Linked DNA regions of Homo sapiens: region 2 is linked to region 1. The links are chromatin loops, found by intact Hi-C in ENCODE. Cell type or tissue: PC-9. All regions are shown on one strand. Each heading gives the region's core, and the rest is flanking DNA. Links, peaks and the distances in the headings are about the cores only. Region 1 holds the start of PRICKLE2-AS3 (PRICKLE2 antisense RNA 3). Region 2 has its middle 13 kb from the start of PRICKLE2.

Region 1 (5,378 bases), core at 183-5,182:
TGACAAGTCCCTGCTGGTGGAATCTGGCCGTGTTGCTGCTGACTTCATCTGGCAGAGGCCCTGAAGCCTGGGAACCCAGGTTCTAGTCCCAACTCTGACAGCTCCGTTGAAAACAAGTTTATTAACAGGCAGTTTTAGTGAAAGCTGCACACACAGGCATATTTCCCATTGCCATCTGATGACATCAGTGTATTTCTGGAGCCAAGATAAATACAGCATTGTTCATGTGACTAGCTTCCCAAGAAGAGTGAGGTGGACTGCTCTGAAGCCTCCTCCTGCCCTGCCCCCTTCTTCCCTCCCTTCCCAACTCATCTCTCAAACTGCATTGAAAACACCGAGGTGAGTGACAGTGAAGGCTAACTAGGAGATGCAGCTTAGGGGGAATTTAATCCAATTCAGTTGGAGAGACATGCATCTCCCTGTACCATGAAATTCCATTTTGATCTCAGCATGTGCTGATGGAGTAATGAAATAAAGACAACACTCTGCAAATGGCTGGTGAGTCTAATGATGGTTTTTATGGGGGTTTTAGAAGGGCTATTAGATTGTGCATTCCTTTCCTATAAGCCAAAACCACCCAGCAGACCTTGGGAGATGAACCATTTTATCATTCTTCTCTCCCTTCCCCCAGCATCTGCCAGCCTTTGTCCCTCCTGGTATAAATAGCTTCTCACATAAAAGAGCAAACTGTCAGTAGCCTGAAAGCTAACGGTAAAGCTGGACGCCTGGCACTGTGGCCCCAGCCGGGTGGTGGTGAGTCACAGCTGTATAATTCACGGTCCTGCAGTAAAAGGTATCAGCGCATGCTCTAGGTTAACAGGCCAGAAAGGGAGCTGAAGAAACAGGGCCAATGAAAGACTTTTAAAAGCATCTTGAGTTTTCCTTTAACAATCAGCCTTGTATTTGGGTGATATCCAGGGCATGCCAGTCAAAGGCAAAAAGACAGGAATGGGATTGGGTAGCTTCTGGGGCACACCCTTCATCCGTATCTGCACGCAAATCTGCTTCAGTGTCTTGGAGATTCAAATAATGATTCTGATGAGGACAGCAGCTACCATTTGCTGAGGACCTATTTGGTGTCTGCTTTGTCCTAGGATCCTTACAAAGATGAATTCACTTCTTCTCTGTTAGCTACTTTAGACTTGGGCAGAAGCATCCCCGTGTTACAGCTAAGAAAACTGATGCTTGAGATGCCCAAGGTTACAGAGTTAAGTGATGGAGTCTAGATGTGGCCTCATCTATTCCTAGCAATGTGGCTTTTCCATTAGCCAACAGTAATGGCTCTCAAGCTTTGTCATGCATGAGAAACACCTAAAAGCTTTGTTGAAACAGATTGTTGGGCTCCATCTTCAGAGTTCTGGTTTATTTGGTCTGGGGCAAGTCCCAAGAGTCTACATTTAACAAGTTCCCAGGTGATACTAGTGCTACTGGTATGGGAACCTCGTTTTGAAAACCACGGGACGAGGCAGACCAAATCTGGGTAATCAAGCCATCATTCCATGTAAAGTCCCAGCTCAAATGTCACTTCTGCAGAGAGGCTTCTCTTAGCCATCCAATATAAAGTAGATAGATTCTCTAAATCAGGGGTCTGTGTTTCAAATCAGGCCCCCTTCCTGTTTTTGTAAGTAAAGTTTTATTGTCACATGACCATGCCCATTTGTTCACCTATTGTCCAATGCCTGCTTTCACATTACAACATCAGAGTTGGGTATTTGCCACTGAGACTGTACAATCCATGAAGCCTATATTTACTATCTAGATCTTTACAGACAAAGCCTGTCAACTCCTTGCTCCAGATCATATCACCCTTTCTTATTGCTTTGTTAATAGACGTCGGTCTCTGAATGTGTCTTGTTATTCAGCTATTAAGTTGTCTGCATCCTTCACTAAACTGTCAGCTCCACAAAGGCAGAAGTACTTGCTTTTCTATTCACAGCTGTCCCCTAGTGCCTAGGAAAGTACTTGCCATATAGTTGGCACTCAAAAAATATTTGCTGAATGAATGTCACTATTGAGTGCCCAGGTACGTGACGCTGTCTGTACCAGTAACATGAGAGCCCCTGGAGGAAGTACAGTAAAGCCAGGGTAAGAGAGTGAGAAGAGATAAGGATAAACAGAGATTGTCGATAGGGAAACAAATCTTTGAAGCAGGGCCATGCTGCTTCCTGCAGTGGTGGGGAAACTGGAGGTGGGGAAAAGATGAATTCCTTAGTCACTAAGGTCAACCTCAGATTAGGAGAAATTTCCCATCCCTAAGAATGAAAGAGACTGTGTGACTCATGCTGTTCCCCTCCTCCAACTCACACCAAGTCTGCTTTCTTGGATCTGATTCCCTGAGTGGAGCAATGTGCATGCTCTTCACTGTGCATGAGGAAGGGGTGGAGGAGGAAAAGCCCACACGGGCACTAGAGTCAGACAAATGGCTGGTTCAAGTGCTGTCTTTGTCCCTCGCTGACTGCGGCATCTTGGTCAAGTTTCTGATCCTGTGAGCCTCAATGATTTCAATGGAGAAATAGAAGATTTTGTACCAAGGATTAAATGGGACTGTTTATTCACGCAAACCCTGTTTATTAAATGGCTAGCATGTGCCCAGCATTATTTTTGGTACTGAGCATAGAGTGGTGAATAAGACAATGTCCGTCTCTAACAGACTCACATTTTGGAAGGTAGTATGGACATAAATAAATGTAAGTAGAGTACTAGCTATGAATTTAACATATGGAAGATGTCACCTCTGTAGTCAAATGGGGGCTCTCTGTTGCCCTATGTGCACCTGGGGCAGAAACATCAAGGGGATGGATGATTAAGTGCCTCCAATTTTCCAGGGGCAAGCAAGGTAGTTGGACTGTCCTGCCTTCATGTCCAGGGATGTCTTGGCAAGCACCGAGCACTGCATGGGCTCCATTCGTGTCTCCCCAGTCTGCCAACACTCTCCCCAAATTCTTTGTGCACAAAGTTGGTACTGATTTTATTTCACTTCTGAGTTTCACTCAAATGAATACGTTAACTTCTGTAACAAATGAGATCTCTGCATAGTAGGCTTCTTCAGTAACAGCTCAAATACTGCCTCCCCAGAGACGCCGGACCTGACCCATCGGGCTAAATTAGCCAATCCCCCCAGCACCCTGCTCCACATCAATGATCTCTGAAGCTGTTTTTTTGTTTTGTTTTGTTTTGTTTTTATAGGATACATTAAGTGAGAAGCAACTTGTAAAGCACCCAGGAAAATATCTGACACATGTAAGAGTTTTCTAAATATTTACAATCCTATTCTTAACATCACTATGTTTTTTTAAAAAAAATCACAACCTGAAATTATCTTACTTATTTGTTTTCTAATTATTTGTCTTTACTCTTCACATAACTACAGTGCAGTAGAAACCTTAAGTCTCTTGTTTACTGTTTTGTCCCCAGCGCCCAGAACACTGCCTGACACATAGTAGGTATAAAATAAATATCCTTAAATAGGTGAATGAGTGAACAGAAAAAGCCCAATGGCCATTTCCTTTTCACCCAATTTTCTAGCATGCTCTCTGATTTATTCCTTGGACTCTCATGGGGAAAATCAAGTGGAATGCTGCCAAGAAGCCCATAGCCAAACCATTACAGACAGGTACTAACAAGGTTCCAACTGGCAGAGAGGCCAAATCAAGGAGCCTCTGCTGACCTGTTGATCCCCTAAGAGAGATGTGTAGAATATTCTTTGTGGGAAGACTCCCTTTGCACTCTGAGAAGCCTACAGAAAATTCCCCAAGGACTCATTCCTCCCAGGTCTGAGGACTGTGAGGCTGCAGGAGATCTCAGGCACCAAGGAAGGTGGGTGGCAGAGCTCAGTACTTCAGCAGATAATCCCAAAGCCTGCTTGGGGCATTAGAGGATTCAGAATCAAGAGGCTCCATCTGGGGCCCTGAATAACTTCCACAGGCTCCACAGAGCCAGAGAACTCCACTGGGACGAACTTGTATCTTTATAACAATCCCACAGCAGAAGGCCTGGGAAACAGAAAGGTTCCCATATTGGCAGAATTCAAAATTACCTTATGAAAACCTTTTGAGAAGGCTGAGAAGGACTCTAGGATTGCTACAAACCCTATGCTTAATCCGCCTTCTCCATCTCCACGTAACCTCCCTCTTTCCCGGAAGCCAAACGTTCCTTCTGCTCCTCTTTGAGCTGACTCAGGGCAATAGTAATTAGTTAGTCACATACTACTATTTCACAAGAAAGATGGGAAGGAAACAACTGACTTATTGAGCAACTTCTACGTGCAGACAGAGGGCCAGGAGCATTATAAGCACTCTCTCATCCATGGCCAGATCAGCCCTGTGATCTCCAGGTCTAATAGTACCGGCTCCAAAGTCAGGTTGTCTGAGATTATATCTGTCTCTGCTACTCATTAGCTGTGTGATCTTGGGCAAGTTATTTAACTCCTCTGAGCCTTGCTTTACTCACCCTACGGTGAAGACAGGAAGAGTAATTACTAAATAATGTTGGTTGAGTATTAAATGAGACAATGCATGCAAAGTGTTTAAAAGGATGGTGGGTCCATAGCAAGTGTTCAATGAGAGTTTAATTACTTTTCCATCATCATTGTCATCTTCATCAAGAGGAAACTGAGGGTCCCAGAGATTTAACAACTTTACTGTGGTCAGAAAGTAGTGGAGTAGTAGAGAGATTTGCCTGATTCCGGAAGCAAGGCTCTTCCCACTGGACCAGGCTGTTTCCTCCTCATGCCATGGCTCCCACTGGGCTCCCGAGATTCGGATGGGGACATAAATGGTGCCTGGGTTTGGATACACAGTGGGCTTCTGCCAGACCCACTGCTCCTCCCACCCTGCTCCAGACCCAGAGACTTGGAGCTGGTGGAGCTGCCTCAGGTTTGCTAAATGCAGCCGTTGGCAAGATGTCACCCTCTCTGGCCTTTTGCAACCTAAGCAAACTCTGAAGCAATTGGGATGTTCAGGGGAATCTGCTTAGAATACAAATCTTTAGGAGCAGCCGAGGGAACAGAAATAATTGATATGGAATAACCCTTTATGTCGAAAATAATGCCAAAGGCTTTTATCTCTTCAGTGTGATGCGACCTGAACATTTCTGGTTCTACAGAGGACCCCTGCCGTTGGCCTATCTCTTAACAGATGTTTGCTGGGTGCTGGCCATGTGTCAGGCACTATGCTAGGTGCTGGGAGGATTCCGAAACAAGAAAGCATGCAAGATTCCTGCCCTCCTGGGCCTTAAAGGAAAGTAGGGAAGCCAAACATTAAATAAATAATTATACCAATAAGTATCTAATTACAAGTTTTATAAGTGTTAATAACAAAAATTGCAGGGTTTGCTACAAAGCATGTAACTGAGGACCTAATCTTGTATTAGGGGCCAGC
Region 2 (5,378 bases), core at 234-5,233, 49 kb after region 1:
CCAGGGCCCAGAAAAATGCCTGGCACATAGTAGGTCCTCAATAAATATGGGTTGAATAAAGAAATGAAAGAAGAAATGCCCATGACCCACAGCCTATCCTATGTATGCCATAGCCAACCATAAACTGCCACAGCTGATGTTCTTTATCCATGGTTATGACAATTAGTAACCCAAGCTAATCACAGCCTAGGGACACTGTCACATCTGTGAATTTCATTAGCCAGGTGACTGATGAAAAAAAAGAGAATGAGGAATGTAACTACAGCTTACATATCCCTCAAACCATTGAACTGGATCCTAGCTCTGTTCCTTCTAATCTTAAATATTCCATAAGACCTATAAATAACTTGCTCTAAATAAATAAAAGACATCTAATTTATCTTGGTTTGAAAGAAAGTCCTGCTATAATGGAACTCACCCTGGTATTAGAATTAAGAGTCTGTGTTTGATCCTTGGGCTATGGCTCTTGCTGTCTGTGTGATGTTGGACAAAGTTATTTAACCTCTCTGCTCTTCAGAAGCCTCCTCTGAAAAACATGAATGACGGTGACAATTGTATTATCTTCACAAAGCACTTTGTATGGTGTCAAATACACCAGGAGTGCTCAGTAAGTGTAAGGTACTATTATTATCTGCCAAAGAGTAATCATAGATCTTCCCACTTATCATGCTGCGGTGATCTCTGCATCTGAGTGAAATGGGATAGTTCCCTTAACCCCTTTGTGGGACTCATGAAGGGGTTGGCTCATTTATTCAGCCTACAGCTCTCAACGCCTCACAGGATGGGGAGCACGCAGGTGAGTGGGTTCAGAGGCCAGGATGAGCACTTATGGGCAATCGGCAGGAGGAGAACTCCATGCAAGCCCGCAGCAGTGTCTAGGGATTGTCTATGAGCCCCAGAGCTCCAGAGGGCGTATGTTACAATGTGCTCTTTTAGTTTTGGCATCTGTGGATGGCTTAAGTGTTAGCTCAGTGGAGGGTCAGTGTGACAGCCTGTTGCATCTGCACCCTGGTCCTTGTCTGGCATCCAGCAGGAATCAGGTTGCACAAATGAATTGAAGATAATAAATGTGGAGGATTTTATTGCCAATTAAAGTGGCTCTCAGTGGGATGGGGAGCTGGAAAGGGGATTGAGTGGGAAGGTAGTCTTCCCCTGGAGTTCGGCCATCTCCGGCCGAACTCTTCTCCGAGGTCCCACTGCCAAGCCATCCCTGTGAAATCAAGTTGCTTCTCTTGGACATTCAGCTCCTTCTCTTCTCTCCTTTCCTGCCACTCTGCCACTCCACCTCTCTGCCCTGCTCCTCTGCCAGTGGAGCCTGGGGTTTTTATGGCTACAGGATGGGAGGTGGGGCAGACCAGGTTAGTTTTGGAAAAGGCAAAATTTGGGCAGGAAAACAGGAATGCATGTTCTCACTTTGGGCCACGCATCCAGGCTTGAGGGTAGGGCTTCACCGGGGGGCCCCACCCTTTTCTGCCTAGTATTTCCCTGCCTCCTGTCCATATCATAAGGAGACAGTAGCCATGAAGGTAAATTCTGTGGGATGTATTGTACAAAATTTACCTTCCTAGAACTGCAGAACTAACTCCTCTTGGCTTGCCAGGATGAGAAAAAGCCCCTTTCTTGTTTGTTTGTCCATCATTCTCCTCCTCCAAGTCTGCTTTTCACTCTTCCACCCCTAGGCTAACTCAAACCCTGCAGGAGGTTGCTGGGAATTCTGCCTGAAGACTGTCAACCCTCCCTGAGAGCAAGAAGTTCAGTGGACAAGGCCATCATTTTGAAAATGGCCTTGCAGCCACCATCTTGATCAGGGGAGGACCAGACCAAAGCAGGGTCCAAACTATAAGAAGCAGGTATCAGAACCTGAAACAGTTGAAATGAACAGAAGAGGTTTAGTTATATACCACAACGTGCTTCCTTTTAGAAAACTTGGTAGTATTGGCTGGGTGGGGTGGCTCACACCCGTAATCCCAGCCCTTTGGGAGGCCAAGGCAGGCAGGTACGAACGAGGTCAAGAGATTGAGACCAGCCTGGACAACATGGTGAAACCTCGTCTCTACTAAAAGTACAAAAATTAGCTGGGCATGATGGTGCCTGCCTGTAGTCCCAGCTACTCGGGAGGCTGAGTAGGAGAATCACTTGAATCCGGGAGGTGGAGGTTGCAGTGAACCGAGATCACGCCACTGCATTCCAGCCTGGCAACAGAACGAGACTCCGTCTCAAAAAAAAAAAAAAAGAAAAAAGAAAAGAAAAGAAAAGAAAAAAGAAAACTTGGTAGAATTAGGGCTAACATGTAGGGGTCTGAATCACCAAGAGAGCCAGTGTCTGTAAGAGGGAGAAAAGGTCCCCTGCTGCCAAGGACCTCTGGATAACAGGCACTGTGTCAGGCAGGAGGTGGGGTAAGGCAAGTTCTGTCCCTACCCCTTCTTATTAGCTGTGTGAATTGGGACAAGTCACTTTCCTTCTTTGAGTCTCATCTAAGAATCTCTGCCACATGGGTTTTCTGAATTATATGAGGTAATGCAGGTAAAATTGCCAAACATACAGCAGGTGCTTACTAAATGTTTATCAAGTCTGAGTATAAACACACTATCAATCTTGCTCTGTACAGCGAGGGCATCTGAAGCCCTCTGATTTGAGTGGCCATCAGCAGACACCAGTCAGCCCACCCAACCCAAGCCCATGGAATCCCTGGCAGCCAGGGCAGTTTTCAGGCTGCCTGTTTATTCTTCTAGCTCCCTGAGATGCCACAGCAAGCAGGAGCCCTGCTGGTGCATCCTCAGGGTCACCAGGGGACAGGCCCAGACGGATGTCAGAGCAGACTGCCTTGGCGAATTATTTAGCACCCTCCTCTGAGGGGGCCAGGCATGCACCTCACAGCCGGCTCCACACACCACAGGGCGAGGTAGCAGCCTCTGACTCATCCGTCAGGCACCACATTCCTCTTCCCTTAAATGGAGCACACAGAGCCCTGCTGGGGGGCGGGGGGCTGGCAGCGTCCTCTCTGCTCAACTCATCACAGCTGGGGCAGCTGTGGAAGGAAGGGCTGTTAGGAGCGTGGCCAAAACAGAGATACACAGAGGAGGTTCAGCTCGCTGGGATGAGGGGAGACATATTCTGCAATAAGAAACACCAGGAATGAAAGAAAGTTACAGTCAGCCAGTGGCCGGAGATAGCTGCCCAGGGAACATGGAGATGCTTCCCGGAGGGATCCTTTGGCAGAGCCAAATCTGAGCCACCAGGTGCTATCCACAGACATTCCGAAGGCCTGTAATCCTGTAATCCTTTGGGACTCTCTAAGATAATTGCTATCAGGCACTCCCAGCCACAGGGACAGGGGAGGGGAGGTGATTTATAAGCCAGATTTATAGGTGACATTTACTGCAGACACAAATCTAATTCAACCCTCATAGCAACCCTTCAAGGTTATACCTATGGTTGCTTATCACAGATAAGAAAACTGAGGCTCAGAGAAATCAAAATAATTATTAAGTGTAAGCATCCGTCTAATTTCTGAATCGATTTCCTTTTTCTTTTATTTATTACTGTTCTTAAATTTTCCATGTAGGGCTTGGTGCTGTGGCTCATGCCTGTAATCCCAGTACATTGGGAGGCCAAGGCAGGTAGATTGCTTGAGCCCAGGAGTTTGAGACCAGCCTGGGCAACATGACAAAACCCCATCGCTACCAAAAAAAAAAAAAAAAAAAAAAAAAAAAATTAGCCCAGCATGTGACTATAGTCTCACCTACTTGGGAGGCTGAGACAGGAGGATCACTTGAGGCTGGGAGGTCGAGGCTGCAGGGAGCTGTGTTCACACCACGGCACTCCAGCCTGTGCGACAGAGACCCTGTCTCAAAAAATAAATAAAATTTTCATTTAGCCTGCTGAATCTGTTCTTTCCATTCCATCCTAGGATTGAGTCGAATGTGATATAAGGGACACCTGGGTTTGGCCAGTTACATGGGGAGGCCATGAGGTCACCAAGACATTGACCAGGCCAAGGAAAACAGTTGGAAGAACAGGTACTCCAGGTCTAATCAAGTTTCTTGTGCTTGTCAGTGAATGAAGGATTAAACAAGCTACAGCTCCTCTGCATAGCACCACCAATGATGGGAAATACTGAATATTTTATATATAGCTAATGCCTCTTTGCAGGCTAAATGGAGTTGGGCCTGAATGGAGCCCAAGGGATACTCTTCAAATTGAGGAAATATAGGAACTCTGCAGGACTCCCGGGATCCACAGAATTCTTTGCTTAAAGTCCCTGTGTGGGCTATGAAATGCCTCAGTGAATCGGTCCCATGGGGCCTACAGAATTAATTCCTCTCCTCTGGACAACTTAGTCACTTGCTTGGTAGGCCAGGTGCTTTCAGATCTCCCCCACAGCATGGAATGTCTGAGCCAGCGGTTCTCACAACATGATCCTGGACCAGCAGCCTCAGTATCACCAGGGAACTTGTTTAAAGTGTGGATTCTCAGGCCCTACCCAGACCTACAGAATCTGTAACTCTGAGCATGGAGTCTGGTCATTTGAGTTTCCACAAGCTCTCCAGGGGATTAGGCACACAGGTTTCATTTGGAGAACCAATGGTCTAAATAATCCCCAACAACTTCTTTTTATGGCCAAGAAGAGGAAGGGGTGAGCAATGGCAGAGGCTAGAGGAGCCTCTGAGGGTCCAGGATGGCCAGTTGGTGGCATGGAGCTGGAATTTGGCCCACATAAGCATACTATTGGGTCTACACCAGAGGTCGAGAAACTTTGTAAAGGACCAAGTGGTATATATGTTAGGTTCTGAAGGCCACTTAGTCTCTGTCACAACTACTCAACTCTGCTGTCATAGAATGCAAGCTGTCACAGACAGTATACAAACAAATGGGCATTGCTATATTTCAATAAAACTTTATCAAAACAGGCACCTACAAGTTGTAGTTTCCCAACTCTCTACCTATACAATGGCTCCTCTTAACAACAACATCTGGATACGCTGAGCTCAAGCTCCTAGGAGGCAGCCACCAGCTGGAGCTGACTGATACAGCCCTCTTTTAGTGGGGACACATTCTACACTTTTCCACAGTCCCCAGTTCTTCTCTCTGAAACACCAGGGCGGAGAGTCAGCTCACATTTATTATCCTGCTCGTTTCTCTTATTCATCTACTTATATTGACATAAATGCATGTGTGCATACACATACATGTATATATGTAAGTAACATGGTTATGTACTTATGTGTGCATGCATGCATATTTTAACACCTACCAGCTTTTCAGTATTTTATACTATATGAATCCCCACCCCCTCATCTCAATTGTCTCTAAAGTGCTCCAATACCACCATGGTATGAAGCCTGGTTTAGAATTCAGGGATGAGGGCCACAGCTCTT

The links. A loop is a pair of places that touch in the nucleus more often than their neighbours do. Peaks named below come from ENCODE experiments on the same cell type or tissue, not always from the same donor. Only the 100,000 strongest peaks of a DNase experiment are listed, where the experiment ranks them.
Region 2: a loop joins it to region 1, with 5 times the contacts of the local background. A loop is called at or near these places in 17 of 110 quality-filtered maps.

The regions. Positions count from the first base shown.
Region 1 is chr3:64,187,108-64,192,485 of GRCh38, forward strand. All of the region lies in intron 2 of PRICKLE2 (prickle planar cell polarity protein 2), which reads right to left. It overlaps PRICKLE2-AS3 (PRICKLE2 antisense RNA 3), which reads left to right and starts at 437. Exons shown (of 4, transcript NR_046702.1): 1 at 437-498; 2 at 3,187-3,240. In PC-9, for the core only: no CTCF peak of the experiment used is centred there; DNase peaks (open chromatin) are centred at 2,184 and 4,204; H3K27ac peaks cover 2,570 bases.
Region 2 is chr3:64,236,268-64,241,645 of GRCh38, forward strand. It overlaps a transcript of PRICKLE2 not described here. Among named protein-coding and RNA genes, the nearest start is that of PRICKLE2, 13 kb to the left of the region's middle. RefSeq lists an enhancer at 2,653-3,411. In PC-9, for the core only: no CTCF peak of the experiment used is centred there; a DNase peak (open chromatin) is centred at 2,894.